3 separate regions of the Mus musculus genome follow, and all the other regions are linked to region 1. A link is a loop called in an ENCODE intact Hi-C map of the cell type or tissue named here. Cell type or tissue: heart. All regions are shown on one strand. Links, peaks and the distances in the headings refer to the core of each region. The heading gives the core; the rest is flanking DNA.

Region 1 (10,934 bases), core at 1,091-9,090:
AAATTATAGAGGAGAAAGTGGGGAAAAGCCTCGAAGATATGGGCACAGGGCAAAAGTTCCTGAACAGAACAGCAATGGCTTGTGCTGTAAGATTGAAAATTGACAAATGAGACCTCATAAAATTGCAAAGCTTCTATAAGGCAAAATACACTGTCAATAAGACAAAAAGGCCAACAACAGATTGGGAAAGAATCTTTACCAATCCTAAATCAGACAGAGGACTAATATCCAATTTATATAAAGAACTCAAGAAGATGTACTCCAGAAAATCAAATACTCCTATTAAAAAATGGGGTACAGAGCTAAACAAAGAATTCTCAACTGAAGAATACCAAGTAACTGAGAAGCACCTGAAAAAATGGTCAACATCCTTAATCATCAGGGAAATGCAAATCAAAACTACCTTTAGATTCCACCTCACACCAGTCAGAATGGCTAAGATCAAAAATTCAGGCAACAGCAGATGCTGGTGAGGATGTGGAGAAAGAGGGACACTTCTCTATTGTTGGTGGGATTGCAAGGTGGTACAACCACTCAGGAAATCAGTCTGGTGGTTTCTCAGAAAGTTGGACATAGTAGTACTGGAAGATCCAACAATTCCTCTTCTGGGCATATACCCAGAAGCTATTCCAACTTATATTTAGGAGAAATGCTCCACTATGCTCATAGCAGCCTTAGTTATAATAGCCATAAGCTGGAAAGAACCCAGATGTCCCTCAGCAGAGGTATGGATACAGAAATTTTGGTACATTTACACAATGGAGTACTACTCAGCAATTAAAAACAATGATTTATGAAATTCTTAGGCAAATGGATGCATCTGGAGGATATCATCCTGAGTGAGGAAACCCAATCACAAAAGAAGTCACTTGATATGCACTCACTGATAAGTGGATATTAGCCCAGAAACTTAGAGTATCCAAGATACAATTGGCAAAACACAAGAAAATCAAGAGGAAGGAAGACTAAAGTGTGAATACTTCATTCCTCCTTAGAATAGGAAACAAAATACCCATGGAAGGAGTTACAGAGACAAAGTTTGGAGCTGAGATGAAACGATGGACCATCCAGAGACTGCCCTACCCCATGATCCATCCCATAATCAGGTACCAAATGCAGACACTATTGCATATGCCAGGAAGATTTTGCTGAAAGGACCCTGATATAGCTGTCTTGTGTGAGGCTATTGCCAGTGCCTGGCAAATACAGAAGTTGATACTCATAGTCATCTATTGGATGGAACACAGGGCCCACAATGGAGGAGCTAGAGAAAGTACCTAAGGAGCTAAAGTGGTCTGCAACCCTATAGGTGAAACAAAAATATGAAGTAACCAGTACCCCCAGAGCTCTTGTCTCTAGCTGCATATGTAGCAGAAGATGGCCTAGTTGGCCATCATTAGGAAGAGAGGGCCCTTGGTCTTGCAAACTTTATATGCCCCAATACAGGGGAATGCCAGGGCCTAGAAGTGGGAGTGGGTGGGTAGGGGAGCAGGGTGGAAGGAGGGTATAGGGGAATTTTGGGATAGCATTTGAAATATAAATGAAGAAAATATCTAATAAAAAATTGAAAAAAAAGTAAAAGAACCTCTGGTGGATCACCATGCCTCACCTCAAGCAGTACAACAGAACATTTGTGATAAAAACTGCATGGTACTGGTACAATGACAGACATGTAGATCAATGGAACAGAAATGAAGACCCAGAAATGAACCCACACACCTCTGGTCACTTGATTTTTGACAAAGGATCTAAAACCATCCAGTGGAAAAAAGACAGCATCTTCAAAAATGGTGCTGGCTCAACTGGTGGTTAACATGTAGAATGCATAGTGATCCATTCTTATCTCCTTTTTCCAAGCTCAGGTCTAAGTAGATCAACGAACTCCATATAAAATCAGAGACACTGAAACTTATAGAGGAAAAAGTGGGGAAGAGCCTCTAAGATATGGGCACAGGGGAAAGATTCCTAAACAGATCAGCAATGGCTTGTGCTGTAAGATCAAGGATCGACAAATGCGATCTCATAAAACTGCAAAGCTTCTGTAAGGCAAAGGACACTGTTAATAAGACAAACAGCAACCAACACATTGGGAAAAGATCTTTTCCAATCTTAAATCCGATAAGGGGCTAATATCCAATATATATTAAAAAAACTCAAGAATTTAGACTTCAGAAAACTAAATAAACCTATTAAAGATGGGGTACAGAGCTAAAAAAGGATTCTCAACTGAGGGAAACTGAATGGCTTAGAAGCGTCTTAAAAAATGTTCAACATCCTTAATCATCAGGGAAATGCAAATCAAAACAACCCTGAGATTCCATTTCACACCAGCCTGAATGGCTAAGATCGAAAACTCAGGTAATAGCAGATGCTGGCGAGGATGTGGAGAAAGAGGAACACTCCTCCATTGCTTGTTAAATTGCAAGCTGGTACATCCACTCTGGAAATCAGTGTGGCTGTTCCTCAGACAATTGAACATAGTTCTACTGGAAGATCCAGCAATACCACTCCTGGGCATATACCTAGAAGATGCTTCAACTTGTAATAAGGACACATACTCCACTATGTTCATAGCAGCCTTATTTATAATAGCCAGAAGCTGGAAAGAACCCAGATGTCCCTCAACAGAGGCATGGGTACAGAAAATGTGGTACATTTCCACAATGGAGTATGACTGAGCTATTAAAAACAATGAGTTTATCTAATTCTTAGACAAATGGATGAATCTCGAGGTGAGGTAACACAATCACAAAAGATCACACATGATATGCCCTCACTGATAAGTGGATATTAGCCCAGAAGCTCAGAATCCTTCTTAGAAGGGAGAATAAAATACCAATGGAACGAGTTATAGAGACAAAGTTCAGAGCATAGTCTGAAGGATCGACCATCTAGAGACTGCCCTACTTGGGAATCCATCCCATAAACAACCACCAAACCCAGACACTATGGCAGATGCCCACAAGATCTTGCTGACAGAAGCCTGATATAGCTGTCTCCTGAGGGGCTCTGCCAGTGCCTGGCAAATACAGAAGTGAATGCTCGAAGTGATCCATTGGACAGAGCACTGGTCCCCAGTGAAGGAGCTAGAGAAAAGTACTCAAGGAGCTGAAGGGGGTTGCAGCTCCATATGAGGAACATCAATATGAACTAACCGGTACCCCCAGAGCTTCATGGTCTAAACTACCAAACAAAGAAAACACATTGTGGGACTAATGGCTATTGCTGCATATGTAGCTGAGGATGGCCTAGTAGGTCATCAATGGGAGGAGAGGCCCTAGGTCCTGTGGAGGTTTTATGCCCCAGTATAGGGGAATGCCAGGGCCAGGAATGGGAGTGGGTGGGTTGGGGAGCTGGGTTAGGAGGTAAGGGGTAGGGTGTTTTCAGTGGGGAAACTAGCAAAGGGGCTAACATTTGAAATGTAAATAAAGAAAATACCTAATAAAAATGTGAGAAAAATAAATAAATAAAAAAGTAGAGAAACTAGAAGCAATCCTACTAAAATCAGGGGGCAAGACAATGTTGCCCACTCTTTCCCTATCTATTCAATACAGTATTTGAAGTTCTAGCTAGAGCAATTAGACAACAAGTGGAGATAAAAGGGATACAAATTGGAAAGAAAGAAGTCAACGTATCATTATTTGCAGATGATATGATAGTATTCATAAGCAACCCCCAAAATTCCACCAGATACCTCCTACAACTGACAAGCAACTTCAACAAGGTGGAAGGATATAAAATTAACTCAAAAATATCAGTAGCTTTCCTTTATATAAATGATAAAAATGCTTATAAGAAATTTGGGAAACAACACATTACACAATAGCCATAAATCATATAAAATATCGTGGTGTAACTTTTACTAAGCAAGTGAAAGATCTATATGACAAGAACTTCAAATTCCTTAAGAAAGCAACCAAAGAAGACTTAGAAGATGGAAAGATCTCCTATGCTCATGGATTGGTTTGATGAACATAGTAAAAATGGCCATCTTACCAAAAGCAATCTACAGATTTAATGCAATTCTCACCACAATTTCAACACCATTCTTCACAGACATGGAGACAGCAATTATCAACTTCATATGGACAAACAAAAACTTCAGGATAGCCAAAACACTTCTCAACAATAAAATATCTTATGGGGAATTGCCATCCCTGATTTCAAGCTGTAAATAGTTTCAATGTATGCTTTATTGTGACATTGACTGAAGAAGCAGTAGTTACATATTTTGTCCAATGTTTCTCCTCAAGGTTAGACAAGGATTATCCATTTATAGGAGGTTTGATTTTTGTATGTATTTGTGTGTGCCTGTGTGAGCTTATGTTAGCCACTTGTGTATATAACTCACCAAAGGCCAGAGGGCATTGGATTCTCTGGAACTGAAGTTGTAGGCATTTGTTGAGCCCAGCCCAGGTTCTCTGGAAGAACAGTAAGTGCTCTTAACATGTGAACTCTCCCTTGAGCCCCCTCAGGTTTATTTTTAATGAGCTTGTTTATTTTGGTCATTCTATCAAAATGAAAATGTTATGTTGCTTTTCATGATTTAAAAAACCCTGTTTGAAACACAAAATTCAAGTTGCTTACTGTAATCAAAGCTTTTCTTCAGTTGTAAGTTCTACCCTACAAGCCACTTGAGCTGCAGCCTGAAATGAAACCCTAAACTTTGTAATGTTATGGGCTCCACCCAGGCATTCTTGGCTTATTTCAGTAAGTTATGTTTTTCCTCAGGAACACCCTGTTACATTTTTCTCCATCCATACATGTCCTTACTGCCCTCATGACTTCCCATTAAGTTTCTCCAAATAGTGCAATGAATAGATATTAATTTATTCAAATGATGTTTATTGTATATTTTGTGACAGGCATCTTGTCCTGGTTGAGGATACTTAAAAGGCAAGATAAAATCACTGTTTTCATCCAGTTGACATTTTAGTGGGTAAGAGCACACTGCCAATAAATTGCATCACTCTTTGTTCTGAAGGAAGCAGGAGTTGAGTTTAAGAGATACAAATTATGGGAGTGAGGTACAATATACTTTCAAGAATTCTGGAACTCCCTGTCTGGTAATATAACAAATATAGGTTTGCTAGCTACCAGCCTTTCCTCACAGTTACCGAGGTGTCAGTCATAGCTTCGTGTCTTTAGTAAATGCTTTGACCTTAATTGGCAAAATAATGGTTTTGGGATTAAAAAACAGAGAAAACATCAGAATACCATATAAAATATTAAAATCATTTGTGTCTATTGCTCACCACTATTCTACCCTAAAGAGAAGGATTTTTAGACCTTTTTTGGATAAACAGAACACCAACATACTTCTCATTTGAGTTAGCTCTCAATAGGATATTAGGGTTAACTTCCTGTCTTAATTTTGTGATAAATACAATTTTTCAAACATAGGTCTCAACTTGAATATCAAGGGTGGGGTGAATTTACATGAACCATGGACGGACATGGGGAATTCGCTTAAGGCCAGCATCACAGAGAATATTGAAATTCCTCTTTCAGAACGAGGCTTTAGGATAGTTTAGAATAGCAGCGTACGACAGGGACATGCCACAACAACGCACACCACACACACACTGCCCTCTGAGCCTCAGGAACAGATGTAGAGGTTCGCTCCGCCCATTTCCGGGTTCTTGGCGCCGCGGCCGTCGCATGCGTAATGACGTTTAAATTCCCTGCAGACCCGGAAGTGCAATCGAACTTGGTCGGGGCGCGGATCTTGAGAGAGAAAGTCCGAGCCAGGGCGCAAGGGAGTTCGCCCAGAGATCTGGAAGGCCACGCCTCCTCGCACCTACCCTCTCAGCATTGCAGCTGGGGACAGAGCTCAGGTAGGACTGCGCTGGCCACCTCTGCCAGCCGCCGCAGGGGCGAGACCCCGAGGGGCTGGCCTGGATGGGACTCGGGCGGGATGCTGGCGCCGGGATCCTGACTGTCAGAAGCCACGCGTCCTCTCTGGGTCACTTCTCTTACCTATGTGCAAGATCTTGCAAAAGGGCTGCCTCACCTGCCTTGTCCACTCTCCAGGCAGGAGGAACACGTGTGACCTGGGGTGGCTAGCCTGAGTCTGAGTCCCTGAAGCTCTGGTTTTCACCAGATACCTTAGATAGAGGAAGAGACCCTCCACTTACAGTATTGCAGTTGTCTGGTTGAAGTTGTTTTTAGTTGTTTGTTTTCATGCAAAGATTGTCAACCACCAAAGCTGTGGCATGCATTAATAGCAAACATTGAAGTGTGCTTATAAAATGCCCTCAAAAACTTGTATCATGTGTAGTTAGTAGGATGTGTACATTTGTCTGTAAGTTTCTTATTTCTGAAGTAGACCACATCACGTGCTTCTCATTTTCCCAAAGTGTCTGTCTTTGGAGTCAAGTAACTTCTGCCTAAGAGTGTTTGGGCTATATTTAAGAGACAATTCGTACTGTCCATTCTCCCCAAATTCTCAAAAAAGCTGCATTGAAAAAGTTCTGTGGCCTGGACCAGTTACTGCCTTGTTTTGAAATAGCTCCATTGTGGTGGTGCTCTTAAAGCTCATGGTTGGTCTTGTCTTAAAGCACTGTCAAAGTATTCTGTTTCTCCTTATTCTTTTTCCTTTCTTGTGAGGGACAGATACCCCTTTTCATTCTCAGACTAAGTCAGAGCAGGCTAAATTCGGGTTTCAATGTCATTGCACTGGTATGCACTGGTATGGTGCATTTTGTAAGCTTTCCTACTTTTAAACTCGGAGTCTGGTCCCTTAACCTGTCAAAGAGATGAGAACCGAAGGGCTGCCTGGAATGGCTTTTTGGCCGAGACTACAGCTGCACTTGTACATAGAGAACAGAATCCAGGCCAGGAGGGAAATAGAATTTATAAAGCTTCGAGCATTGATCTAGTCATTCATCTATTTGTATTGACTAGCCGCTAACAGTATGTCTGATAATGTGCTGTGTTCGGCGAAGATAGTAGTGAACAATACAGAAAGTTCTGGACTGGTGGTGGGTGGAGATCAATCCTCATGCAGATGCATAAACAGGAGTGAGAAAGGTAGCGAGGAAAAAACGAAGCAAGTGGAGGAGAGAAGGGGCTGTTGAGTACAGATCCAAATTAAGTGAGGAACTGGATTCCACAGTTATGGGGGGTATGGTGTAGTTGAGTACAAAGGCTCTAAGGTTGAAATACATTTGTTATCACTGGAGTAATAAAGATATAGGGCTTAGTAGTCTGGAGAAGGCGTATTCAGTGACTTGTTACATTTATGATAGTTTGTGCTTATTGATCACCAACTTAGTTAGCTTTGGGAGGAGAATCTAGGGTCAGTACACATGTAAAGGTACTTCCATGCTCAATAAAGAGCAACATTTAGTCAGTTAATGTCATGTATGTTGCCCTTTGTTTTTGTTAGATTGGATTTGCCCAATAGTGTCAGTATTTAGTGAATATGTCTCTCCTCTGTACCAAATTTACTTTTCATTTTCTTTATCATTATAGTAAAATGTACCTAATAAAATATTTTAGTTGGGCAGTAGGAGGCATCTCTGACAACAACAACAACAACAACAACAAGAAAAACAACAACAATTTCAAGACTTCAGTAATGCAAATGATGTTCATGTTGTTGAATAGCTATCATTGCTGTTTGTCTTCAGTACTTTCTCATTTTCCTGGATGAACTCTGTAACATATTAAATACTATCTCCTCATTGCTAACTCTCTTAAGCCCCTGGCAACAATGGAGCTTCTTTCTGTGTCTATGACTCTGACTATTGTGGACATATCATATGAGTGTACTCACACAGCATTCGTTCTTTTGTGACTGGCTTATTTAACTTAGGACAATGTCCCTACGTTTCAATTGTTATCGCATATGTCAGAATGCCCTTCCTTTAAAAGCTGAATATAATAATCACTGTATAAATGTATCAGTTTTTATGTATTTGTTTACCTGTGGATGCTTGAATTGTTTACTTTTTTGGCTACTACTGTAAATGATACAGCTGTGTGCACAAACATCTGTTTACCTTACTTTCATTTCTCTTGGTTATATATCCTTAAATGAAGCTGATTAAATGAAAATTTGGAATAGTTTACATCTTGAATGCTCATCTTTTATGGTTACGTCCTCAGAGAAGTGCTACGGGGAAGAATCAGGTCGTGCTCAGAGGTTTCCATTCGGTCTTGCTTACAGGTTTTCATCATCGAAGGCATGCCCTTGAGGAGGGTAGTGGGACCTTAGCCCCTTCCTCCTCTCTTTGTTTCTGCTTCTTGGCTAGAAGTGAGCCCTTTGCTTTGCCATGTGCTCCTTTCTGCTCCTACCATAGTGTGCTCCTTCCACAAGTACACAAGCAATAGGGCCAACTAAAGACATACTGAACCCTCTAAAATTGTTGGCCATAGTGAACCTTTTCTCTTTATATGCTAACTACCTTAGTGTTTGTTATAATAACAGAAAGCTGACTAATGTGATTCCATGTTTAAGTTTTTAAGGAATTGTCACACTGTGCACCACAATGACTAACCAATTTTTCTTTCCCACCAGCCATGCACAGGGTTGTAATTTCCTTACAATGTTGTGAACTTTTGTCCAGATCTTCATGAAACTTTTATTTATTTATTTACTTTTTTGGGTTTTTCGAGACAGGGTTTCTCTGTGTAGCCCTGGCTATCCTGGAACTCACTTTGTAGACCAGGCTGGCCTTGAACTCAGAAATTTGCCTGCCTCTGCCTCCGGAGTGCTGGGATTAAAGGTGTGTGCCACCACACCCAGCTCATGAAACCTTTAAAAGAAGGGTAATTGCCATAGTCATATAACTGTGTAGAGCTGTGGTTTTGGTTCACAGTCCTATAATATTAGTAATGTTAAATACTTTTTACTCTGCTTTTTGGTCACTGACATATCTACTTTGGAGTTTTTAAAATAGTTTTTGTAGTCCAGTCTGGCTTCAAACTCATGATGCTTCTGCCACATCCACGCACATAGTAAGATTAAATAGGCTTACAGGTGTAACAGCCAGTCCCAGCTCTTTGGGTTGTGTGTTGTACTAGGGATTGAACCAGGGGCTTATGCATACTGGACAAGTGCTATAGCACCGAGCTATATCTCAAGCTTGTTAATTTAAGACCTGATTTCAGTAAAACTTTTAAAGATTTATTTGTGATATTTTAAGTATTGGGTTGCCTTTTAAGATGGCAAACACCATGTGTTTTCTTGCTTTTTAACCTTAAAGTTCTATAATAATAAAAGCCCTCAAATGCCTATAGGCTAGGTGTCTATACCCCATACTTAGAAATTAAACAAAAACAAAAACAGAACTCTAAAGTCTCCTTTGTACAGTGAACAAAACTTTCAGTGTCACATTGTGGTGAGAACAGCTCAGAGAAACCAAAGATCTCTGTTTTGCTTTGTTGTTTTCTTCTTTAATTGAAAGGAAAAAGGTATATTGATTGGCTGGCTGTACCTGTGAAGTGGACCACCTTTGTTTGCTAGCTGAGAAGAGAAGGACACTGAAGGAAATTGATGAAGAGAAAAGATATGCTGGGCAGCAATAAAGCAGTCAGTGGCTAGATGGGCAGTGACAAAGGAGATCAGTAATAATAATAGACAGGGAGCGCCATGACTGACAACACAGAGACGGCCCAACAAGCAAGTAATGAGCACTATAGATTCACAGCTTGGAATGGTATGGGGGAGAGGTCAAGAGAGTGCAAATCCCTCATAACTTCTCAGCATGTGGTTCTGAAGCAAAACACTGGGCCCTCAGAATCCAGGGGACCTGCTCCATATCAAGTAATATGTTTCCATTTCTGTGGTTCAGTAGCCGTTGTTGGAAGGTATGAGCTGTGTGTAGTTCTGCAGAATAAGCGTAAATCCTTGAGAATGTGTACCACATGATTTTAGTTCCTATGACAGAGATTTAGTTGAATACAACCTCCCTCCCCTCCCCCCAACTCTACCCAGACAGGCTCTTACTATGTAACTTTGGCTGGTCTAGAACTTGTCATGTAGACTAAGGCTGGTCTCAAACTCAGAGATCCACCTGCTTCTGCCTCTCAAAATCTGGGATTAAAGGCAGGAACTACCATGTTAGTCATTAAAATATTTTTATATTTAATGTTTAAAATAGAAGGAAGTATCTTACTGAAGGATGCCTGACTATCCACTAGGTTAGAGTAACTGAGTAACTTTGGACATATGCTTATAAACTCAGTTATAAAGCTCATTTAAGTCAACCATTCTTCTGTAGTTTAAATAATGAATGAAGAAAATTATGCCATAAAGTCCCTTATCATTTTTTGGCTAACTGAAATTTATGAATTTGCTAGATATGGGGTGACAGATGACTGACTTGCTCAAGGCTTTGCAGCTAAGTTACGTGCGAGTTAGAGATGGCAGCACTGCATTGCCTTCTCTACATCATTATCCTCCAGTATTTGGACACACTTTGGTTTGCAATGTATATAATAATTTTTGTTTCTGAGAAAATATTACTGTTAGGACAGATCAGCAGAGCATTTACTGTATGCATACTTTTTTGTAACATGCACCCTCCTCTTCTTCTCTGAGATGGTGGAGGCCCCCTGCCTGGTTTCCCTCCACCCTGGCATATCAAGTCTCTGTGAGGGTAGGTGTATCTTCTCCCGCTAAGACCAGAAAAGGCAGCCCAGCCAGAAGAACAACATATCCCATATGCAGGCAACAGCTTTTAGGATAGCTTCTTCTCCATTTGTCCTGGACCCACATGAAGACGAAGCTGCACATCTGCTGCATCTTTGTGAGGAGGCAGGGCCAGCCCATGTATGTTTGGTTGATTTCAGTCTCTGAGACCCTCAAGGGTCCAAGTTAGTTGACTCTGCTGGTCTTCCTGTGGAGTTTCTTTCCCTTTAGGTGCCCTTAATCCTTCCTCCTACTCTTCCATAAGAGTCCCCAAGCTCCATCTAATATTTGGCTG
Region 2 (10,934 bases), core at 1,195-9,194, 570 kb before region 1:
TATATATATATATATATATATATATATATATATATATATATATAAAATATGGGTTTTTTTTTAACCATAAACCTTGTCCTTATAGCATACATTTTGATGGCCATAATCCCCTCCTTATATTTAGCAACATTTTCAGCTAAACCACATCTCATAATAATGAAAATAAGACCAAATGTATTCAGCAGCAAAAACCACAAAAGTATTTTTAAAGTAGTTTTCTTATTCTGAAAATACTTAATAAGAAACACAAACTTTTCATGTAAAATCAGGAAAAGGAAGAAACAAGAGTGATAAAACACAATAACCCAATTCAAAGAATATGAACACATAAACGTTTAAAATGAAATTAGAAAGCAAGACATTTATTCACATGTTTATCAGAAAAACAGGAGGCGTATTAGTTATCTTTTTGGTAATAAACCTTGGACATGCACAAAACTAGCATTTTTTAGAAAGGAAAGACTAATCTAATTGCCTTCTGTAATTATGTTATTAACCTGAGGTAAAGGCTTATATAACACAGCAATGTTTTTGAATATCATACTATATGACTAAGATGGCCTATGTTGTTAAATATATATGACTACATGGGACAATTAATGTATACATAAACACGACAATATAGACTATGGATGTATTTTATATATAAGAGTTCTCCTATATCCTGCAAAATTAAGAGAACAGTAAACAACAGCCTGATGTGTCAATAAGTTAAAAGAGAACATTACAAGCATGTACCTAATGCAATAACATATATTTGTTTTATAGTCGCATATGCCTGTAACTAGGGGAGAAAGCTACTTTTCATAAACTCAAAGGAATTACTTAAGTAAATTCTTTAATAATTTTATTTAGAAAATGACACATTGTTTTAGAAATAACCAAGTAAAACTCAATGCATCTATAAATACTGTCTTGGTATTTATCCAGTGTTTTTATAAATCTCAAGCCAGTTTTCAGAGGAAACTATGACTTTAAACACACTCTCTCTCTCTCTCTCTCTCTCTCTCTCTCTCTCTCTCTCTCTCTCTCTCTGTGTATGTATTTGTAAATGTATGCATGTACCTATATCAATAAGCAAGGCAATCGAAGTAGGATTAAGTTTTATGTAGGTGGTATGTTCTGAAGTATGGAGGACTGAGAGCTTACTTCTAAAGATCTTTGAATATAGGAAAGAACAAACAATCCATAACACAGTTAATACTAGTGGCATTTCTAGAAAGATTCCATATCTTCCTAGCTGAGGTGGGGGTAAGAGAATGAGAGATATGAACCTTCAAGCACCAACACAGATGACAACATCACATAAAAGAGGAGAAAAGAGACCATTAGTTTTTAGCAACTACATGTTTATCTTTATAGTAATTTACATCACTACATTTATAATTATAAAAAAGTTCTTTGTAGTAATTTAAAAACTTCCTACGAATAATTCTTTAAAATGTACTTACCCTGAATCATACAAAACACAAAACTAAGAAGGCAGTGATTGTGAAAAGAGCTGCCCTTTATACATAGCAAGCAACTGTCACTGTGGTGTGGACTTTCTTAAAATATCTCTCACCACGGCCTATCCTTGATGCCTGAAATTCTTTGACAGTTGGTGTCAGCCAGAAGCACCAGGAAACTACAGTTCTCATTACTGTGATCATGTATATTCTATCCTAAGTTTTTAAATAGAACATTTGAATTCTTTACAATATGCCAGTACTGGCACATGTTTGAAGAATGGAATTACAATATGTTAAAAAGGAAATTTAGAAAGAAAAGTATAGACAATCAAGCATGGTGGAGTATAGCTTTAATCCCAGCACTTAGGAGGCAGAGGCAGGTGGATCTCTGATTCAAGCCAGCTTGGTTGGTCTACACTGTGAGTTCCAGGCCAACAACAGCTACAGTGAGACCCTGACTCAAAAACAAAGAAACAACTACAACAAAAAAGAAAAAAACAAACAAACAAAACCCAAAACAACAATAACAAAGGTAAAAAAATAAAGCAAAGGCTTCCGGTTGGGTTGAGGCAGAACAATGACTACAAGACAGAGGTCAGCATAGACAGAGTGAAACCCTATGGGACAGGATAGGCAAACAGGGTAGGTGAGAGGGTAGGATCAACAGTTGGCTAAACAAATTGCTTCAGAAAGAAGTCATTGTGCCTAACAAAGTCCTTGGAACAAGTGAGGGTAAATCTTTCCTATTCTGCATTATAATGTTTTATAACCACTCATATGTATATATATGTGTTTTAGTTCTTATACATATATAAGAACTAAATTTTTACTTTTAAAATTATCTTTACCAATATTTGTTTTTTAATTTCAACAAACACTGAGTATAGAACATTTCAAAAGTACTACGAGTATATAGCAATTTAAATCATCTCTAATTTTTTTACATTATAAAACTGATGTATTAGTTTTGTGTGTGTATGAAAAACAAGCATATAACAAAATGTGGGCATGTATTTAAATTTTTTATTAATTTTGGATTTTTGATTATTTTTCCATTGTTTTAAAACCGCATGTTAAAAATTAGCAGTCTCTTTGTTTTCATTATAATAGGATAATATTTTGATTTAAGACCATCTTTTACTGGAGATTATTTGAACAGACTTTTACAAAATATATACAAGTCTCCAGGACGGTTAATTTCACAGCTTTGAATTCACAATTTGAGAGATTTAACTGAAAAATTAAATTTAAACTTAAAATTACAATGAAATTGAGTATGGCCAAAGCTCTGGATTTCTGTTTTACAATACTGCTACAATACATACACTACAATAGCATACACTCCTATACTATGTGAGTTATATTCTGCTGGCTCTGAATTGTGTAATTACAGGTGGAGTGTTGGAATCCTGGCCTACGAAATAGACCTTTGGTCTAATATATCAAGCCTTTGGAATTTGTTTTAAAAAATGTTGTTAGTGGCTCAGCAGGTAAAGGCTCTTGCCACCAAGCCTAAAGACCTGATTTGATCCCAATACACAGATGGAACATATATATACACAGGCACACACAAAATAAACATAAAAAGAAGCCATCTTACTTCCTGTCCCACCTTCCCATAATGTGACCTTATTTAACTGAGGTCTGGAGGGACTGAGAATGGAGCTCAAAGCTACTGTGTCTACATAGCATCTGCAAGACCCTAGGCTCAATCTACAAGCAACATACAAAACACAAATCTAAACAAAAAACCCTAAGTCCCTAGTGATGAGATTTCTGAAATATTCTTGAATATTAAAAAGAAATGGTCATTAATTCCTTTAATGAAGAATTTGGAAACAGAGAATTAACAAAATGTGTAAGAAAGAAAAAATAGGAGACTGAAGAACAATGTAGAGACATTCCTATCTCTCCAACACTATACATGGTGCTGGCTGGACTAAAACTTTGAATTTGGGATTAAAGTAGTCCTTAAGAAGCAAACTGTAAGAAAAGCACAAGTCTAAGATTAATTAAAATGATTGATTTAATTCTTATTAAGAACCAAGTGTGTTCTACAAGTCTAAAAACTTCATATATTTATCCAGTATATCTACCTAAATGTAGATGAGAATACAAGATACTGGTAAGAATGCTGGAAATTACACCTAATTTAACCTAGATAAGGAAATAAATACTGAGTCAATCCCTAGTACCAAGGGCAGAGAAAAAAAAAAAAAAAAACCTACCTTGAGGATTTAAATCTTTGGATAGACAGTGAAACCAAGATTTAAGTCTGTTACTGTGGAAAGGCTATGCCTTTTCTACAATGCCAATCTGGCTTAAATTTTAGACTTAATCTACCTCTCTTAAACAATCTTATGAGGCAATTTTACAAAGCAATCTAATTTCTATCAGTATAGCAGGAAGGTAATACTACATGAAAAAAGAATCTACTACGTGGGATAGGAGACATTTAGAACAACAAAATGAAGAAATTAAACAATTATTAATCATTTTCAAAAACATAATTCCAATATCTAAAATATTCACATATTTCCTGGAATATTCTAAAGAGTTTTATTACTTTCCTATTGATAAAAGTTTCTATTTTTCTCTCTCAAAACAGATTTGGATCAATTATTGAAAATTTTCATGCATATTATTAAAATAATATATTTTAAATTTCAAAATAATCTTGTTGGAATCGCTTAAAAAGAACAGGTGATGTTCGACTTAAGTTCTGAAAGTATTCAGTCTCCTTTAGCCTTATGATTTTAACCTATGGAGAACTGAATTTATTCTTTACCTGGTTTTTAAAACAGTGGAAATTTGTAGAATAATACAGCCAAGAAACAAACTGAAAATACTATTTAATTAGTAAGCCTATACTATTGGTTTCCTAAAAATCAAAGAGGCAGCCATGGAAATTGTGAATGCATGGAATGGAATTTTAACTGCTCTTTATTTTGATTATGAAAAGGAATTACAACAGACTACTGTTTCATACACCAACATGATCTAAGCTTTCTGCTTTACAAAAGCAAAAATATTCTAAATCATATCATTGATTTTCACCCAAGTCAATGAAGCATGAGAAAAATCTCGACTAAGAAAACAGGTCTAACTGAAGTTTAGTTGCTTATTGAAGACTGTCTCACATTAAGATATATCTAAACATTTGAGTGTTTCAACATCCTAGGTCGTGAAATTCTTAATGTTACCTTACAAATAATCAAATTTCTTCTCACACAAATCTACCCAAATGATCAAGCTATGTTTTGAACACCTAGAATAAACAAGAATCATTCCATTCACAGCAACAGCTTGAAAACCAATATAAGACCTGGGTCGTGATTGAATTCAAGTCATTTCCAATGTTTCAAAGGAATTTTTTCTCTTATTTATTTATCTATTTTCCTCTGTAGAGGATAGTCATTTTTCACAAAAGAGCTTGGGGAATTGAAAATCAATTTCGATCAACCACAGGTCCCAAATCCCGATTTGGAGTATTAAGGTAAATGAGTATCAATTTAGCCAGACCTTGAAAACGCAATACATTTCTGTCACTTAGAGTTGTCCTGGTGCTCAGGAACCCCAGGAACACAAACCCTTCCTTTAGGAGAGGTGCTCGCGCGCTGCTGTTCAAAGCCTACAATACCGCTGAGATAAAAAGCTCATTTTCATTTCGGTGTGAAAAACAATTCTACTCGAGAGAAAGAATGTCTCGTTTTTCATCTTAATGAAAGGCAGGCCCTGGGAATCCCTGCCACCTTCATGGAAGCTAAGGTTTGTAGGCATCCAAGAACTGGCACGGGGTGAGGCGTCCTAGGCGGTTCTATGGAAACGGGAGACGCGAGCGGCCTAGCGCCCGGAGCCCCGGCAGCGGGCAGCGGCCTGGGCGCGCTGCGGGGCTCGCCAGGGACCTGTCTGCCCAGAAGGGCCGGGCAGGCCGAGATCGGAGGGCCCGGCCATCGGCACGGGCGCGGGCCCCGAGTTCACCTTGAAGGAACCAAGGCTGTGAAAGCACGAGCGCCAAGCGCCTCCGCGGCCCAGAGAGGACGGCCGGGAAGTCAGAGGCGCTGCCTGAGAACGCGGTAAATGGCGTCTTCCGAGCTGAGGCGCTTTACCTTCCCGGCCGAAGCTTCTGGGCTGGTTTCGTCTTGCGAAGCTGCCGGTGGTGGCGGTAGGGGCGACGACTACCACCGTAGGACTCCCTGCTCCAATAAACTAGGTTCTAGGAAACAATTTCCCGCCGCGCGCTCGGCGTTCCCGGAAGCAGTTTACCAGTTCCGGGTGGTTGTCAGTGACGCTCTCGAGCGGTCGCCAGGGCTGCCTGAGATGCCGACTATTTGGTTCTGGCCAGCGCGTCAGGCCCTTGCAGGATCAGCGCCATAGACGGAGATTGGTAAGTGACTTTTCCCTCTCTTCCCGGTGTTTTCGGCCTGCCAGCTACCTGCCGAATGTGGATAGGACCGAGAAGTGAGCAGACAGAAGTTGGCCCCCTAAATCCCCATCCTTTCCTCTGGTGCCTGATCCTCCTTGAGGCTGGAGAAGGCCCTGGGATCCGGCTCACTGTCTTCATTCGCTTGACTTACCTCCAACGTGGAAGTCGATCTTAGCCGAAGACAACTGGTTCTGTGCAGTGTTTCTACCCTGTCTATTCGCAGGGTTTGGTCTCCCTGTTTCTTGAAAGTTACATTATGTACCCTTTACTGAATACTGTTAAAATAGTTGGGGGTTCACTTGGGAGGGCAAGCAGGCAGCTGAAGACGGCGGCTTTTGCATGCATTCAGAATGGGACATTCCTGATTTTCAATTAATTGAACTTTTCTCCTTCAGTTTTAATTAAAAATGGCTTCTGTTTTTGTTTTTTTTGTTTTTTGTTTTTTTTCTGCTATGCATTACTGAGACGCTATCATTCCTATAACGGTATGCATCAGCTTTAGATACACGTTTTATGTTGTGGAAATCATTGATTAGAATCAGGTACACTTTCAGTAAGGAATGTTCTGACTTTACTATGAACTCACTGCGAATAGTTCAGGATAATTTTGGGTGGGGATTTGGAGTTACCCAGAGGAGTTGTAAAGAGAAATTGCTTTTGACAAATGTCTAGTTCGAGGAAAGATGCTCATTTATTCAAAGACGCAAAAAGTGTTACTCTTTCTTGACCAATGCAGTTTCCTCGGGGGAGTTCACTCATCCTCTTATTATTTGTTGATCACCTTTTCCCATTTCTCCAAATCAGTCAATCTCAAAAGACGTCTAGAGTGTACCATAAATTAAAATATAATATTAGGACTAGAGAGATGGTACACTGATTAAGAGCTCTCTGCTCTTCCAGAGGTCACTAATTCAATTCCCAGCACCCACATGGCAGCTCACAACTATCTGTAACTCTAGTAACATGAGATTCAGTGACCTCTTCGGGTGTGCAGGTATACATGCAGATGAAACACCATGTACATAAAATATATGCATAAACAAATCTTTTTAAAAAGAAAAATGTCATATATTCAATTAAAGGGACCTGAAGCATCAGACAAGCGCCCCTTTGCCTTTTGAGAGTAAAACTATATTTAGAAAAGCATGTTGATCTTTTTAACTGCCTGTTTGATTAATCACTGAACTTTTATAGTTTCTGAATGATGCAAATATTGTCACCTTATGATTTTTTTAACTTATATCTTAAACAGTTATAAATACTTTCAGGGAGATTTTATGTTCGTCACGCATAGCAACTAGCTTTAAAAAAAAAAGCACTGTTCTTATTTGTGCCTTGGATTCATATAGCACTTCATGAATGCTCACAGGTGTCTCTGCCTTCTGCCTAGCAGTTTATATTCACTATTTAATGTTTACAAAAGAAAAATCCTGTCTCTTTGCATACATTTTATAGTGCAACTGAGAGGTCGTAACATATACGTATAAAATTGTCATGACTGAGATTCCAGTCTTCCTGATTCTGGAACTTAGCTCTTTACTGTATTTACCTATCATGGTGACATGTGATTGTAATTCCAGTGTTTGGGAAATGGGACATTGGGAGTTCTTTTTTTCTTTTTTACACTCCATATTTTATTCCTCCCTTGCCCAATCCACCCTCCGACTGTTCCACATCTCATATCTCCTCTCCACCCCCTGTCTCCTCGTGGATGCCTCCAGCCCCCACCCCACCTGACCCCTAAACTCCCTGGGGCCTCCAGTCTCAGGAGGGTTAGGTGTATCATCTCTAAATGATCACATACTCGGAAGTCCTCTACTGTATGTGTGTTGGGGGTCTCATATCAGCTGGTGTATGCTGTCTGTTTGGTGGTTCAGTGTTTTGAGAGATCTCAGGGGTCCAGGTTAATTGAGACTGCTGGTCCTCCTGCAGGATCGCCTTTCTCAGCTTTCAGCCTTCCCTAATTCAAAAACAGGGTTCAGCTGCTTCTATCCATTTGTTGGGTACAAATATCTGCATCTGACTCTTTCAGCTGCTTGTTGGATCTTTCAGGGGTCTGTCATGATAGGTCCCTTTTTAAGAGTACTCCATATCCTCAGTAATAGTGTCAGGCCTTGGGACCTCCCCTTGAGCTGGATCCCACTTTGGGCCTGTTGCTGGATCTTCATTTCCTCAGGCTCCTCTCCATTTCCATCCCTGTAATTCTTTCAAACAGGAACAATTATGGATCAGAGTAGTGACTGTGGGATGGCAACCCAATACCTAACTTGATGACCTGTCTTCCTGATGGAGGTGGGCTTTCTAAGTTCCCTCTCCCTACTGTCTGGCATTTTATCCCTTTGAGTCCTGAGAGTCTCTCATCTCTCAAGTCTCTGGTGCATTCTGGAGGGGCCCCTCAACCTCCTATTTCCTGAAATTGCCTGTTTCCATTCTTTTACTGGCCCTCAGGGCTTCAGTCCTTTTCCCTCACCCAATACCAGATCATGTTCCCTGCTACCCCCATTTTCCCCTCATTTATTTTCCCTCCCAGGTCCCTCGCTCCCTTTCCACTTGGGATTGCTTTCTTCTCTCACCTAAGTGAGACTGAGGTGTCCTCACATGGGTACTTCAGCTTGTTGACTTTTTTGAGTTCTGTGGACTGTATCTTGGATAATCTGTACTTTTGTGGGGGGGGGGGCGGGGAGGGTTAATATCCACTTATTAGTGAGTACATACCATGCACATCCTTTGGGGTCTAAGTTACCTCACTCAGGATAATATTTTCTAGTTCCATTCATTTGCTTGCAAAACTCAGGATGTCCTCGTTCTTAATAGCTGAGTAGTACTCCATTGTGTAAATGAACCACATTTTCTGTACCCATTCTTCTGTCATGGGACATCTAGGTTGTTTCCAGCTTCTGGCTATCACAAACAAGGCTACTATGAGCATAGTGGAACTCGTGCCCCTGTGGCATGGTGGGGCAACTTTTGGGTCTATTCCCAAGAGTGGTATAACTGGATCTTCAGGTAGATCTATTTCCAATTTTCTGAGTGCGGCAAAAAGCTTTATTGCTTACTTCTCAGGAGGAAGACCCCGAACCCGGAAAATGGAGCTGCTTATATAGCCTGCAGCGTGACATTTCAGCACCTGATGTGGCGTGACAGCACCTGATTAGTTGCTCGCCCATCACCCCATTACTATGCCCCGAGATGGGCAGTGACTAGGCGTGAGTTTACTCTTGCACTTGTGCATAAGGCTTGTTTACTAGTTAGGCGCAGTGGAAGACAGCGCCATCTTATAATGGGGATTGCTCACGGCATGGCTCTCCACATCTGAGGAATTTCGAGATTGATTTCCAGAGTGGTTGTACCAGTTTGCAATCCCACCAGCAATGGAAGAGTGTTCCTCTTTCTCTGCATCCTCTCCAATGTGTGTTGTCACTTGAGGTTTTGATCTTAGCCATTCTGATTGGTATAAGGTGGACTCTTAGGGTTGTTTTGATTTGCATTTCTCTGATCACTAAGGACTTCTAACATGTCTTTAGGTGCTTCTCAGCCATTTGAGATTCTTCAGTTGTGAATTCTTGGTTTAGTTCTATACCCTATTTTTTTGATTGGAGAGTTTGTTTGGTTTTTTGGTGGTTAACTTCTTGAGTTCTTTATATATTTTGGATATTAGCCCTCTATCAGATGTGGGGTTAGTGAAGATTTTTTCCAAATCTGTAGGTTGCCGATTTGCCTTACAGAAATTTTCCAGTTTCATGAGGTCCCATTTATCAACTCTTGATCTTAGAGCATGAGCCATTAGAGTTCTGTTTAGGAAATTTCCCCCTGTGCCAATGAGTTCAAGGCTCTTTCCCACTTTCTCTTCTATTAGATTCAGTGTATCTGGTTTTATGTTGAGGTCCTTGATACACTTGGACTTGAGCTTTGTATAAGGTGACAAATATGGGTGTATTTTCATTTTTGTACATACAGACAGCCAGTTAGACCAGCACTATTTATTGAAGATGCTTTCTTTTTTCCATTGTATATTTTTGGCATCTTGTCAAAGATCAAGTGACCATAAGTGTGTGGTTTTATTTCTGTGTCTTCAGTTCTAGTCCATTGATCAGTCTTTGTCAGTCTCTGTACCAACACCATGCAGCTTTTATTACTATTACTCTGTAGTAAAGCTTGAGATCAGGGATGGTGACTCCCCCACCTTTTCTTTTATTGTTAAGAATTGTTTTCTCTATTCAAGTTTTTTTGCCTTTCCAGGTGAATTTGAGAATTGCTCTTTCCATGTCTTTGAAGAATTGTGTTGGGATTTGATGGGGATGGCATTGAATCTCTAGATTGCCTTTGGTAGGATGGCCATTTTCACTATGTTATGTATGCTCTGAGAGCAGTGGATCCTCAACTGCTGTGAGTTCAAAGGGTCCTCCACTGCTCTGCTGCTCGGAGTGCAGTGGGTCTTCTAGGATAGATATGGATATGGAGTCTTCATGGGAGCAGAGCAACTAGGAGTCTTCCCCCCCACACCCCTTTTTCAAATAAGCTTCTACACAAGTAGTCAGGGTACCTTTGTGAGCTTTTGCTTCCATATGGTGGATCCACAGGAATACTACAAAAATCATTCCAGATGGTGTATCTAAAGGCTCACTTTTCCTGACTCACAATTAACATTCAAACAACAGAGATTTTTGTATTCTCCCTTAGTCTTTTAGGGATTTAAGATTAATGCAGGTACTGGAGAGATGGCTCTTGTAGAGGGTCTGGGCTTGGTTTTCAGCACCCTCATTGTGGTTTAGAATAAATTGTAACACATTCAAGGGGGATTCCACATCCATTTCTGAGCTCTGCTGGCATCAGGCACTCCTGTGACTCACATACATGCATGCAAACAAAGCACTCCATATACATATCATACAGAATGTACTCAAAGTCTTTAAAAGAATATTGATGGAGATAACTGCATTATCAATTAGATAAGGATGAAGAATCTCTTTCCTTATACTTTACTCTGAAGTGAAGTTATACATAGAAATAGCTATTACAGGTACCATTTACAAACATTGCTATTGAAAAGCATGGCA
Region 3 (10,934 bases), core at 2,033-10,032, 480 kb after region 1:
CCACCTCCAAAGTTTTGAACCAAAGGCACAAAGGAGCTAGGGGCCCAGTGGAGGGCGAGCCTCTGCGCACTGGGCATAACCATTGGGCCGACTTCCCTCCGTTCCATTCCACCCTCAATTCTCCCACCGCAGTCCTGTACAAGGCTCAACGACTCAGTGGATGGGAGTGTGTGTTTAAAGTGTGTGGTAGGTGCATGTGTGTGTAACCAGGTGGAAATTTCAAAGGATATATCCGACACATACAGAAGATGGGCCTTGAGCAAATGAACTGTCAGAGAGTTTAAGTGACTTGCATGGGTGGAAAGAGAGGGTCAGGTCTGCTCTGAGTGGAACATCTGCACAACATTCTAGCAGCTTACTCAACAACAACAACAAAAAATCTAGCCATTTACTGTAGAAAAAATAATAATAAAAAAGGCACTAATGATTATGGTTCCCACCCCTTCCCCCAAAAGGCCAAATCCTAATGAAATAATTCAAAGGTAGGCCCCACTTCCTAATAGTGGAATTAAACAACAACAAAAAGAACCCAAGAAAAAGAACTTCCCAACCTAGCCTTCCTAAGAGCCTGGGAACCTTGCTGAGGAACTAGGTAAACAGAAGATGAGCGAGTTTCTTTTGCGCTGAGGCCATGAAGCTGGCTTTACATATAGTTCCGCCTGGATACACAATTAAATTACAGTAAATTCCTCTTTAAATAGTAAAATATGGAATGCTCTTCAGAATTCAAATGTCTAGGGTTAAGTAGTTTTAAAGGTAGGTTTGAAATGGCTTGTGTGGAGAAGCAACCTTTAAGCCCTAAAACTATTATAAATATGCTAATTATCTGGGTGTCAGTTTATCTCTCCATATTTCTTTCTAAAATGAGGAAAGCATTCATAAAAAGCTACTTGGCACACTTTATTTTTGGAAAGCAGATGTTAATTTTTTCACGTATCATTTTATGACCAAGTACATGTGTAACATTGGAAGGCATCCAGAACGCCTCTATTATTTGCTAAATGACTGTTAGTTGAAACATATTATTCTCGGCCTAACTACGATATAGGTTATATCAATAAAGTAAACATCTGTTTTTTTTTTAATGGAGGGGGGGCATGAAGAGTTAAAAACGACAGAAGAAGGAAAAAAAGAGTTTGGGAAAGAAGACGCACCTGTGCTGTAGAAAATGGGATATTTATATTGTTCTGTGCAAAACAAAGTCTCCCAATCGGGCACTCGGGGATATTTACATGGCGGGAGATAAAGTTGAAAGCCTTTCCCGGCGTGCCAAATGGGATTCTCCCTGAGGCCTTCTGCGTGGTAAGATAACAGGTACTGAGCGCTCCTGGCGGCTGGGGCCTTCTCCTGCCGCCCCGCCCTCCCCCTCCTCTTTCCCCCCACCTCCAGCTCCCGCCCCAGGCCAGCGGGGCTCGGAATTCCCAGGCACCACGGAAATTTCAGCGGGGTTCCCAGCCGAGAAGTACGCTCCGGAAGCGTCCTCATTTGCCCTGCGTCGCTCGAGGACGCCGGCGCCCAGGATAAGCCAGTGGCGTGATAATTAATGGAATACAATATTTATGGCCCAATGTATTGACTCCGAGGCAAGTACGCCGCGTAGACAGTCCGTGGGGGTCTGGCAAACAGGGGGCGAGTGAGCAAACATAATGACCGGAGTACTTATGTCTATCGGGTTTGCTCACTTAAATCCGAGGTATGTAACATCATGATAAATATTAATATACACCTGCACAGCCCCTCAGCAACGCCATCCTAAACTCTCCCTTCCTGAGTGCTGCCCTTTACAAAAAGGCCAGAGAGGAGGGCTTTAACATAAAATGCTGCAAATATGAAAAATAGGTCACCAATAAAATTGGTCTCAGCATGGAGTGTAATTGCAACAAAGTGCCGCCGAGTAAAATCGAGGAGTGAGCTGGCTGAGGCGGCACAGTCGCGAACCATCTGGTGTGTATTAAAAGCGGTGCTGTAAATATTGCTGAGAGCTAATGCATTATCGGCTTCTATAAGTGCACACGGCCTGTAAGCTTTCCATATGTTAGAACATGTAGATCGGATGGGAGCAAGGAAAGGTGTTCTATCAATCACCAGCTTCGGAAACATCGGGTTTTGCCACTTTTGATGGAATTTTGGCCAAAACGTGTCAAATGTACATCTCCATTATCTGCCCCTCCCAGCAGCCCCTTCCTCTTGCCGCAGCTCTTCTTTCTCATTTTCTCTAGCTTCTCTCCTGCTCCCATCTTCCACCCCCCCCCCCTTTTCTTACTTTCCACGGGGATAGGGCAGGCACTGCTGACGTCACTTCATAGCAGTAAAAGAGAGTAACTGAGAGAGAAAGAGAGAGAGAGCGAGAGAGAGAGAGAGAGAGAGAGAGAGAGAGAGAGAGAGAGAGAGAGAGAGAATCATGTGTTTTTCATCAGTGCTAAATTTTTGCCTTATTCATAGAAACGAGCCTCCCAGCATGGGTACTCCTTCTGTTCTGAAGCTAGTAACCGTCACCACTCCCTTTTGTGGGGTGGTCCACAAGGTGGGGCGCAGAGTAGTCCTGTGCAGGGGTCTAGTGACAGAACCAGCTCTTTCGGATGAAACCAGGGGAAAATGAGATTCAAAGAGCACTTCTAGGGACGATTTCGCACCACAACGTCCAAGCAACCTCTACAAGCCGGCTGGAGGGCTCCTGGCTACAATGCAGTTTTGGTTTGCACCCAGGAACTTCCTTTTTCTAACTCGTCCCTCCATAACCCACCCCCCTACTGAATTGCCACACACAACATAGCTAATAATTTTCCCTGTCACATTACTTTTCTGGGGGAAGCAGCTCAAGTCTTCTCTTTCCTGATGATACCCCTTATTTAAGCGGTTACTATAATTACAACCTCGTCTCTTCTGAATCCCCCCCCCCCCCGCCTCATATTACTCAGCTACAAGTTTTGTTTTTCTTTCTTAAGTCCACTGGTAGGAACTACCTCTATTGCGTCTATGCTGTCCCGCAGAGATCACTTTTTCCCAGTTGGCCTGGTCTCTCTCATTATTTCTACTTCTTGCCATGCACCTCTTTCCCTCCTTTCCCTCTCACCTGTACACTCAGAACAAACCTGAGACTTCAGTGTGGGTAAACCTGTCGGCCATGACAATCCAGGCTCAATCAGCAAATAAATAAAATTCTTACTTTCTTGGTTTTTGGCTGCGGGCTGCGTTCCCCTCCGGCGGTAGCCTCCTGTAATTATAGGAGCTATATTTCTTCCCTGGGAGACATTCGAGGGGATTTTTAGTTGGAAGTTTGTTTCTGCTGAGTTACTTTGGATCCTGGACCAGGGACTCACAGTGGCCAGGACCAAGAGGCTCTGAGTGAAGTGCAGATTGAGACATATCCAGTTTCTTCTAACAGGATCATTTCATGTGGGAGGTTGGACACAAAGTTTGCACTGGCTCGTGACTAGCATTCTAGTGAGAGACGTGCATATTTTAAAACAACAAAGCAGGCTGGAAAGAAGGCTCAGGGGAGGGGGGGGGGAAGCTGGAAAGAAGTTACTAAGTGACAAACATCTGTCAACATGGGATAACTTGTATACTCCAGTGTGCAAAGCTATCTGGCCAGCTCTATGAAGTTCAAGGAACAGAATGTGGGATAGTCCAGTGGATACATATTTGTCTCTGGGAGACCTAGTAATTTTTTTTAAAGACCCTACCCCTTAAGTAAAAGGACAATTAAAACTGCACAAGTGAGTATAATTTTACAATTATGCTTTCCTGAATTAATACTGTTCGAATCTCTGAAACTGTTGAAAAATGTACTTTACCTTAAAACGATGGGCAGGGAATAGAAACTAATAAGCAGGGTGTCTAGGATACCAAACCGAGCAGAAGAAAGGAGAGAGACAAAGCTCAAGCGGCCCATGTGCTGGGTCCCAGCTATCTGTAACCAGCAAACTGTAAAGCACAGGTTTCCACACAACATGTGTGTTGGGAGCAAAACGCATCAGCATCCTTCCTTCAACAAGGAGGGATGGCAAAGCAGTTCCAGGGGATTTTCTCTTTTATTTAAACCTGGACTTTCAACAAGAGTGTTATGCATTTTCAGAGAAAAACAATAACAGTAACAAAAAATAAAGTTATTAAAAGATGATGAAAAATACTGGTAGGCGTCTCTCTCACCACACACACACACACACACACACACACACACACACGACCTCTTAACAATCATATAAAAGTTTAGGCTCCAGCGTCTACTGAGAAATCTTTTTCTCTTCCCTCTTCCAGCTCTGAAGACAAAAGGAGAAAGGGCCCAGTGGTGAGAGGGATATCTCTGTTAGTTGTCAGCATAGGTCCATGGGTTAGGAATGCTAATGAGCCTCTTGGCCAGCTCAAGACTTGGTTCTTGCTTTCTCACACACTGATGCTCACACACACTGGGGTCCTGCAAGCTGGCTGACAGGCACACAGACAGAGCATCCTGCCCGACTGCCTCTCTGGCCTTTTTCCTCTGAGCCCAGAGATCGATCGCTGACCCCATCATTAGGCCAAAGCTTTATTTATCTGGCTGTGCAATGATATTATCAGCCTTAAATGTTATATACAGCAAATGTCTTCCTAAATCAACACAATAGGTTAGTTTGCAGAGACTAGCTTGGTCTGTCTTAAAGAAACCCCTAGATATTCTCTCTCTCTCTCTCTCTCTCTCTCTCTCTCTCTCTCTCTCTCTCTCTCACACACACACACACACACACACACACAAACACACACACACACTCTCCCCCTCTTCTCTTCTCTTCTCTTCTCCACAATTGGGGGGTATTTTATAGTCTAGACTTGGGGATTTGATCCCTTGCTGTCAGCCGGTTAGATGAGGCCTTAGCAGTTTGGAAGACGTTTAGACATCATTATTTAGCTATCACTAAGATTCCCATCAGGGGTTCTCTTGTCCGCAGGATCCGACTGCCTAGATCCACTCTATTCTACATGATCCGGATTTCTCCAATTCGGATAGAAATGAAAGCAAGGGGTGGGGATTCCGATGTGCAACCTTCCACCGTGTTAATTGTTTTCTTTCCTCTCAATTACATTCATAAACCTATTTTCTGCATTGCATGTTATTTCTTTGTGCTTCAAAATTGAAACCACGTGCAGTCTTTTCCCCTCAACACACAGAATAAATGCATTGCCTCCTCCCCCAACCCATCACGTTACTATTTACATTTTGGTTACTCTGTGATCGGCCCCAGAAGGAGAAATTGGCCAATTGGAACTAGGTGAGGCTTTGTCAGAGTATCTCTCAAATCCAAATCTCTGGTCCCCATCTCCAGAAAGGACTCCACCTTTTACTCCCTATTCTCCACCTACCTCAGGTTGTTGAAGCTTTCATGGCGGAGAGTTAGCAGGGAGAACTTCCGAGAAGAAAGGCTACCCAGCAACTTTGGGTCTGTTCCACCCACTGTCCACTCCACCCTTCGCTCTCCAGCCATTTGGTGTCAGTAGCAGTCACCTCTGTTATTCTCTGGTCCAAGATCTTGGGCACAACAGAACCTGATCCCCGAGCCGCTGGCTGCTCCTTGGGGAAAGGGTCTTCCCAAGCAAAGAAGTCCGACGACAAACAAACAAACAAACTCGGAAGGGGGAGGGGGAGTTGGAAAAATGGATTCCCTGACAAGAAGAGATAATAAATGAGAGGCGCTTTCAGATAGATATCTCAGACGTGAAATTGCGCCCAGCTGGTTGTGTAAGCAAACAAATAGTTTCATGTTAGGAACTCTCAACTTGTGGCTTGATGAATAGAACACGACAGAGGTAAATGGGTCTTTAACTCATTTAGGAATACGACTCTTTGGCTTCCCAAGTAAAAAGCCCAGTGATGCCACGGACCTCCGAACAGGCCCTTTAACAAGAGTTTTATTGGTTCCCACTTCTGTTCCCCCTCCCTCCCTCCATATGCTTCTTATGGTCTTCTATTTGCAGGACAATTAGGTTGTTTGTTCTAAGGAACAGGGGAGTTCCCCAAATATGAATCAGGCATTAGGAAATAAAAGGGCTGCCTATACAAGAAAAATTTAAAAAATAAACATTTTGCTTTTTTCTTTTCCTCTTCCTTCCTTTCTTCCTTTCTTTCTTTCTTTCTTTCTTTCTTTCTTTCTTTCGTTCGTTCGTTCTGTCTTCCTCCCCCTACTACTCTTAAGAGCTGTGTTGCAGCTCTCTAGTGTTCCTAACAGCAAGGCTGGTTTGTGAAGTCTCAGGGATTCTGCTAGAGACCTTGAGCCTCTACTAAGTTCTGGAGGGACAGAGTTCTAGAAGAACAAGCTGAACACGAAAGGACCCACATTCCTGTTCTGAGTTTTCTTTCATTCAGCCTAGTCCCAAGTCAGAAATGGTGTAGGAAGAATAGGGTGTCAAAGATCATATCTTCTCATTCTGCCTATGGTCTGTAAAGGCAATATTTTCAGGTAAGGTAGTTTAAACCTACTTCAAAGTCACTGAAGTTCTCTGGTGCCCAGCAAGTGTTTGGATTAAAAGAGAACATTAAACATGCCTAAGTCGTGGTAATTTCAAGAAGGAAGCCACTCTACAAGGGTTGCCTCAGTTTCCACTGGTTCTGGGGAATCCATGTCTCCATTTTCCCAATTTTTGGAGGTAGGAGCCGGTACTTACCCAGAACGACCTCCAGACTCACACCCTGCTTCGATGGCTCCCCCTGGCGCCTAGCATGAAAGCAGCTCAACGTTGTGCGCACTCCATCTGGCTATCCAGACAGAAAAGGTTCCCACCTGTACCACCTAAGCCTCCTGTTAAGGCCTGAGACCACAGAAATTACCTGAGCCGGAGAAAGCACTAGATGATCACAAGTTAGGCTATTACTACAGCCTGTTCTCAGCACTGAAAGCCCTGAAGTTGCTGGCCCGATCCTTTATGCACCCACCAAGGGCAGCTAGAAAGCCTAGGACGTTTCCCTGGTGTGTGTGTGTGTGTGTGTGTGTGTGCTTCCGGGTTGTTAGTAGGCTTCACCTACAACTTAGGGGCTGCAGTCTTGGTTCCTCAACATTTCCTTGGGGTGATCGGATTTGTGTGTGAGTGTGTGTGGTTTCTGTGCCCTGTGCTCTGAAATGGAAAGTCAGTGGGCTCAAGCAGCCTTAGTGTGAGCGCTCACTGACCATAACCCGGAGTCTCCTATCTTAGGAAGGAGACTTAAATCCAGAAACACAAGTTGTTCTCAGTGCATATTGCAGGTAGGTCGGAGGTTGGGGAATACTGCCCAGGATCCCCAAAAAGGCCACTGGGCAAGCAAGTAACCCTGGCTCCTCTTTCCCACTCAGCTCTGGGTTTCCTGGCAGCTGGAAGGGCCCCTGGAGAGGCCTGCTTCTCTTTTCACATTAGGACTGGCTGGGAGGTTGGGCCAGGATTTCAAAAGTCGCAGGGATTCTCTGATCAAAAGCACTCTCCAGACCCCAGGCAGCAAAAGTCAAATGACCCCCTTACACCCCTAGAAACCTGAGGAAGTAAGTGCCTTGGACATCTTGGATCCATGCTGTCCACCCTTTTCTACACTGGGGGGCTTGGACTGGGTCTCCATATTGAAATTAATTGAAATGTATAGTTCAGAACTATGAGAAATGTTTATATGTTTTCATCAGAGGGATCACGTTGTAATGAATATATTTTCATCTCATTTCCAGAAGGCAGGAAAGGTCGGTGAACTCTCCTGGCAGCTCGGCTTCCCTCCCTCTCAGCATTCTAGCTGCAACCCACCCTTGAACCCTCACTCTGCTGCTGCCGGTCAGTACAAGAGAATTCCCAATACTTCCTAGGAGGCCCCTGTGTTTAACAGGAATACCTCTCTCTCCTCTCTGCTTCAGGTATCTAGACTGTAGGAAAGTGAATTAAGGGTCAGTCTTCCTATGCATGAAATATAGCTAGTCCCCTAGTGGCCTAGTTTTAAGACCATGGTCCTACAGTGGCATCCTGCCCCATAGATACTCAGATTACTCAAAATGTCAACCAGGTGGGGCTTGCTTAAGAATTTGGGGAACCTGAAAACTTTCAGACAGTGAAGTGAAAGGGCAAGGTTATGGGTGGCTTCTAAAAGTGAACTCTTCCCTCATCTAAACCTGTCTGGGACTAGGGGTTGGGGGATCCGTGTGTAAGAGGGGTTTTAATTTTAAAGATACGGCTTTATCAATATGTTAAGGAAGAGCTCCCTTGGCAGTGTGTGTTTTCACAGCTCCGGCTCAGATTCCATAAAACATTCAGACTCTGAAATCTGTCGCTCGCCCCTCACCTCAATGCATGCCCAGCTAGATTCCTCAAAGAGAGATATCTGTCTTCCAAGGGCCCCTAGGGCCATAAGGCACTTTAGGGAAGAACCCAGTCTAACTTAGCTTCCTGACACCTAGTCCTACTTTCTGAGTTCAGCTTGTAAGTACCATAAAGTGTGTGTTGGGGGGTGCTTCTTTTGACACCCCCCCCCCACACACACAGGAGAGGTCCTACTGGGAACCCCCTTGACAAGAGCCTGAGAGAAAGGCAAACCAACCACAGGTGGGTAGATCTCCAAGAATGCATAAGAGAAACAAAGTCAGAATCCACGGTGCTTTGTCTCGGTTTGCCCAGAGGCAGGGAGAAGCAAGACTTGGAGCAGACAGTCAGTGGCCGTCCAGTCCACCCAGACTCAAACGCTTTGAGGAGCCCTCAAAACTCCACCCCACCCACAAAAGCCTGCCATGAAACCTTTGCAAACCCCTTCCAGCTCAGAAACTTTCCCACTGCAGTTAGAGTCTAGGTGACCTGACACTGGGTCACTGAAGCTGTGACGCCCATGTGCCTGGAAATTGTGCCTCAAAAGCAATTTGGCTTCCCCTGGCCCCTGACTCAGGGCTGTCCTCAGAAAGAATTAAAAAACAAACAAACAAACAAACAAAAAAAAACAAAACAAAACTCCTGTCTGGCCACCAAGGCCCAGCCTTCCCCTCCTATCCCATCACATACACAGCCTGGCCTTGCCTTCAGCTTTGCAAAAGTGATGTAGTGGCCTAAGAAAAAGGTACAGCCGACTTAGTACTGGACCTTAAAAGTCTCCTCTACCTCTCAACAATTCAGATCCTAACAATACTCAGTTATCCACAAATTATCCAGGAGCTCCTCTTGCTCTGAGGGTGTAGTTCAAGCAACCAGACACATGGGTTTTGCTAAATTCTTTTATTTTTGTTTAAATTTTCACTTCAATTTTAATTCTTGAAGAACAGCCTCGACAACATATATCGCACTCATTATAAGAAGCAAAGGGTTATATCAAAAATTATTAGTATAGAATCACAGGAAATCTGGTTTGGAACCAGAAAAAATACAAAACAGATATAGATACATAGACACAGGACAAATTTTTTATAATTATTTGGAAAATGTTATTTCCCCCTAATTCTTGTTCATTTTTGTTTATGCGCATACGATGTTTAAATTTTACAAAAAATGAAAATAAACACTAGTATTTTACAAAATGAATAACAATGTTCAGTGTATGTTTCTACATAGGATTCAGTCCACTTCCATATGAGTAGTTTTCTGTACAGAATATATCCACATCCATCCACAATAAATCCTGGAAGGTCCATCTATTTTATTAAATTTCTCATGGTCCTCTCTTCCAAATCGTTCTTTTTTTTTTTTTTTTTTTCATTTTCTCACCAGACACGAGGTCCTTTTTCTTTCCTTTCCAATGTACTTACAGATCAGATCCTAAATGAGTCTCCTTTTCTCCTGGTTTGCAGCTCAGGTTGCATTCCTGCAGAGTGGGCTGCTCTTGTTCCCAGCCCTCCTCCCGTCTGCCTGGCCTGCCTGGTCCATCATACCAGCATCCCCAAAGGCTTTTTAGTCCTTGGTCAGGGAGAGTCCTCTTAGTCTCTAGGGAGTCAGGGAGCAGGATTGGGTGGGAAACACCCAAAGTCTAGGAACACTGGATGGACATGTAAGGCCAGTTGAAACTGCTCCCTGACAGCAACATATCTCGGATGAGAGTTTCGATGGGAGTTTTACCTACCAAACGTACGAAGAAGAGTTGCTCGATGACAGAGGAGGACACTGTGCGAAGAGAGGGCAATCGCAGCAGCAGTTTGCCAAAGCGGCTGGGCTGGTTGGGGTACTGGCTTCTCACATACTCCTCCAGGGCACACTGTGATTTCTCCTGCAGGCTTTCGATGTGGGCAGCATCCGACAGGCCACAAGCATCTGCCAGAGCAGCCACAGGAGGGAGAGACAGGGAAAGGGGACAGATTGTTAGGTGAGTGAGATGGAAAGGCATACACACCATTAATATTTTGAGGGGAAAAGGAAAAAGAAATAGAAGAAAAGGAAAATAACTCCTTCCCTCCATGCCTCTTTGCCATCCTCTTTCCCACCCCCTACACAAATAACAATAAATCCAAGCCTCACCATGCTTGGGAGACCAGGAGAGAGGTGCACATGCACAGAGGTGCAACCTGGCCATAGCTTTGTTTCCCCTCTTTCACCTTTGGATTAAATAATGCATGATGGTGAATCCATGTTTGCTGTGTACTGCGACCTGTTCTCTCCTTCAGGGGAGCACATTTCTGGTTGTGCTCATTAAAAGGAAAGCATTTGCCCCTTTCCTGCTTGATTTTGGGGTGCTTGGAACCCCTGAAGAAATATACAGCCTTGGAAACAGTTTTTAAAGGCTTCTTCGAGTCTCCCCCCACCCCCGCCAACCCCCAACCCAGCTGACCCCAACCAGCAAGCTCAAGGAGAACCTAGATTGTGTAGTGAATACACGTGGCAGGGGATCGGGGATCACAAGCTGGCAGAACCGAGAACCAGATCAAGCCTGTGCTATACCAATATAGAATTGGAGATCAACTATATATGCAGGACAGAGCCCTGCAACAAATCCTCCTCGGTGAGAGTGGACACTTCTATCTTTCTTAGATCATGTAATTGAA

The links. A loop is a pair of places that touch in the nucleus more often than their neighbours do. Peaks named below come from ENCODE experiments on the same cell type or tissue, not always from the same donor. Only the 100,000 strongest peaks of a DNase experiment are listed, where the experiment ranks them.
Region 2: it touches region 1 in a loop (2.9-fold over the local background); 4 of 42 quality-filtered maps call a loop at or near these places.
Region 3: it touches region 1 in a loop (2.5-fold over the local background); 3 of 42 quality-filtered maps call a loop at or near these places.

Annotation. Positions count from the first base shown.
Region 1 is chr13:77,703,017-77,713,950 of GRCm38, forward strand. Fam172a (family with sequence similarity 172, member A) reads left to right here and starts at 5,674. Exons shown (of 10, transcript NM_001163419.1): 1 at 5,674-5,837. In heart, for the core only: no CTCF peak of the experiment used is centred there; a DNase peak (open chromatin) is centred at 5,665; H3K4me3 peaks cover 1,551 bases; H3K27ac peaks cover 1,189 bases.
Region 2 is chr13:77,129,793-77,140,726 of GRCm38, forward strand. Slf1 (SMC5-SMC6 complex localization factor 1) reads right to left here and starts at 5,676. Exons shown (of 21, transcript NM_134071.3): 1 at 5,561-5,676. 2210408I21Rik (RIKEN cDNA 2210408I21 gene) reads left to right here and starts at 5,744. Exons shown (of 20, transcript NM_001145676.1): 1 at 5,744-5,838. In heart, for the core only: no CTCF peak of the experiment used is centred there; DNase peaks (open chromatin) are centred at 5,279 and 5,719; H3K4me3 peaks cover 2,582 bases; H3K27ac peaks cover 1,348 bases.
Region 3 is chr13:78,179,808-78,190,741 of GRCm38, forward strand. It overlaps Nr2f1 (nuclear receptor subfamily 2, group F, member 1), which reads right to left. Exons shown (of 3, transcript NM_010151.3): 3 at 9,166-10,206. The coding sequence ends at 9,926. 3110006O06Rik (a long non-coding RNA gene) reads left to right here. Exons shown (of 2, transcript XR_003950646.1): 2 at 1-3,166. It also overlaps a transcript of Gm38604 not described here. Among named protein-coding and RNA genes, the nearest start is that of Gm38604, 6.3 kb to the left of the region's middle. In heart, for the core only: a CTCF peak has its summit at 6,690 (motif pointing left); no DNase peak of the experiment used is centred there; H3K4me3 peaks cover 808 bases; H3K27me3 peaks cover 7,323 bases.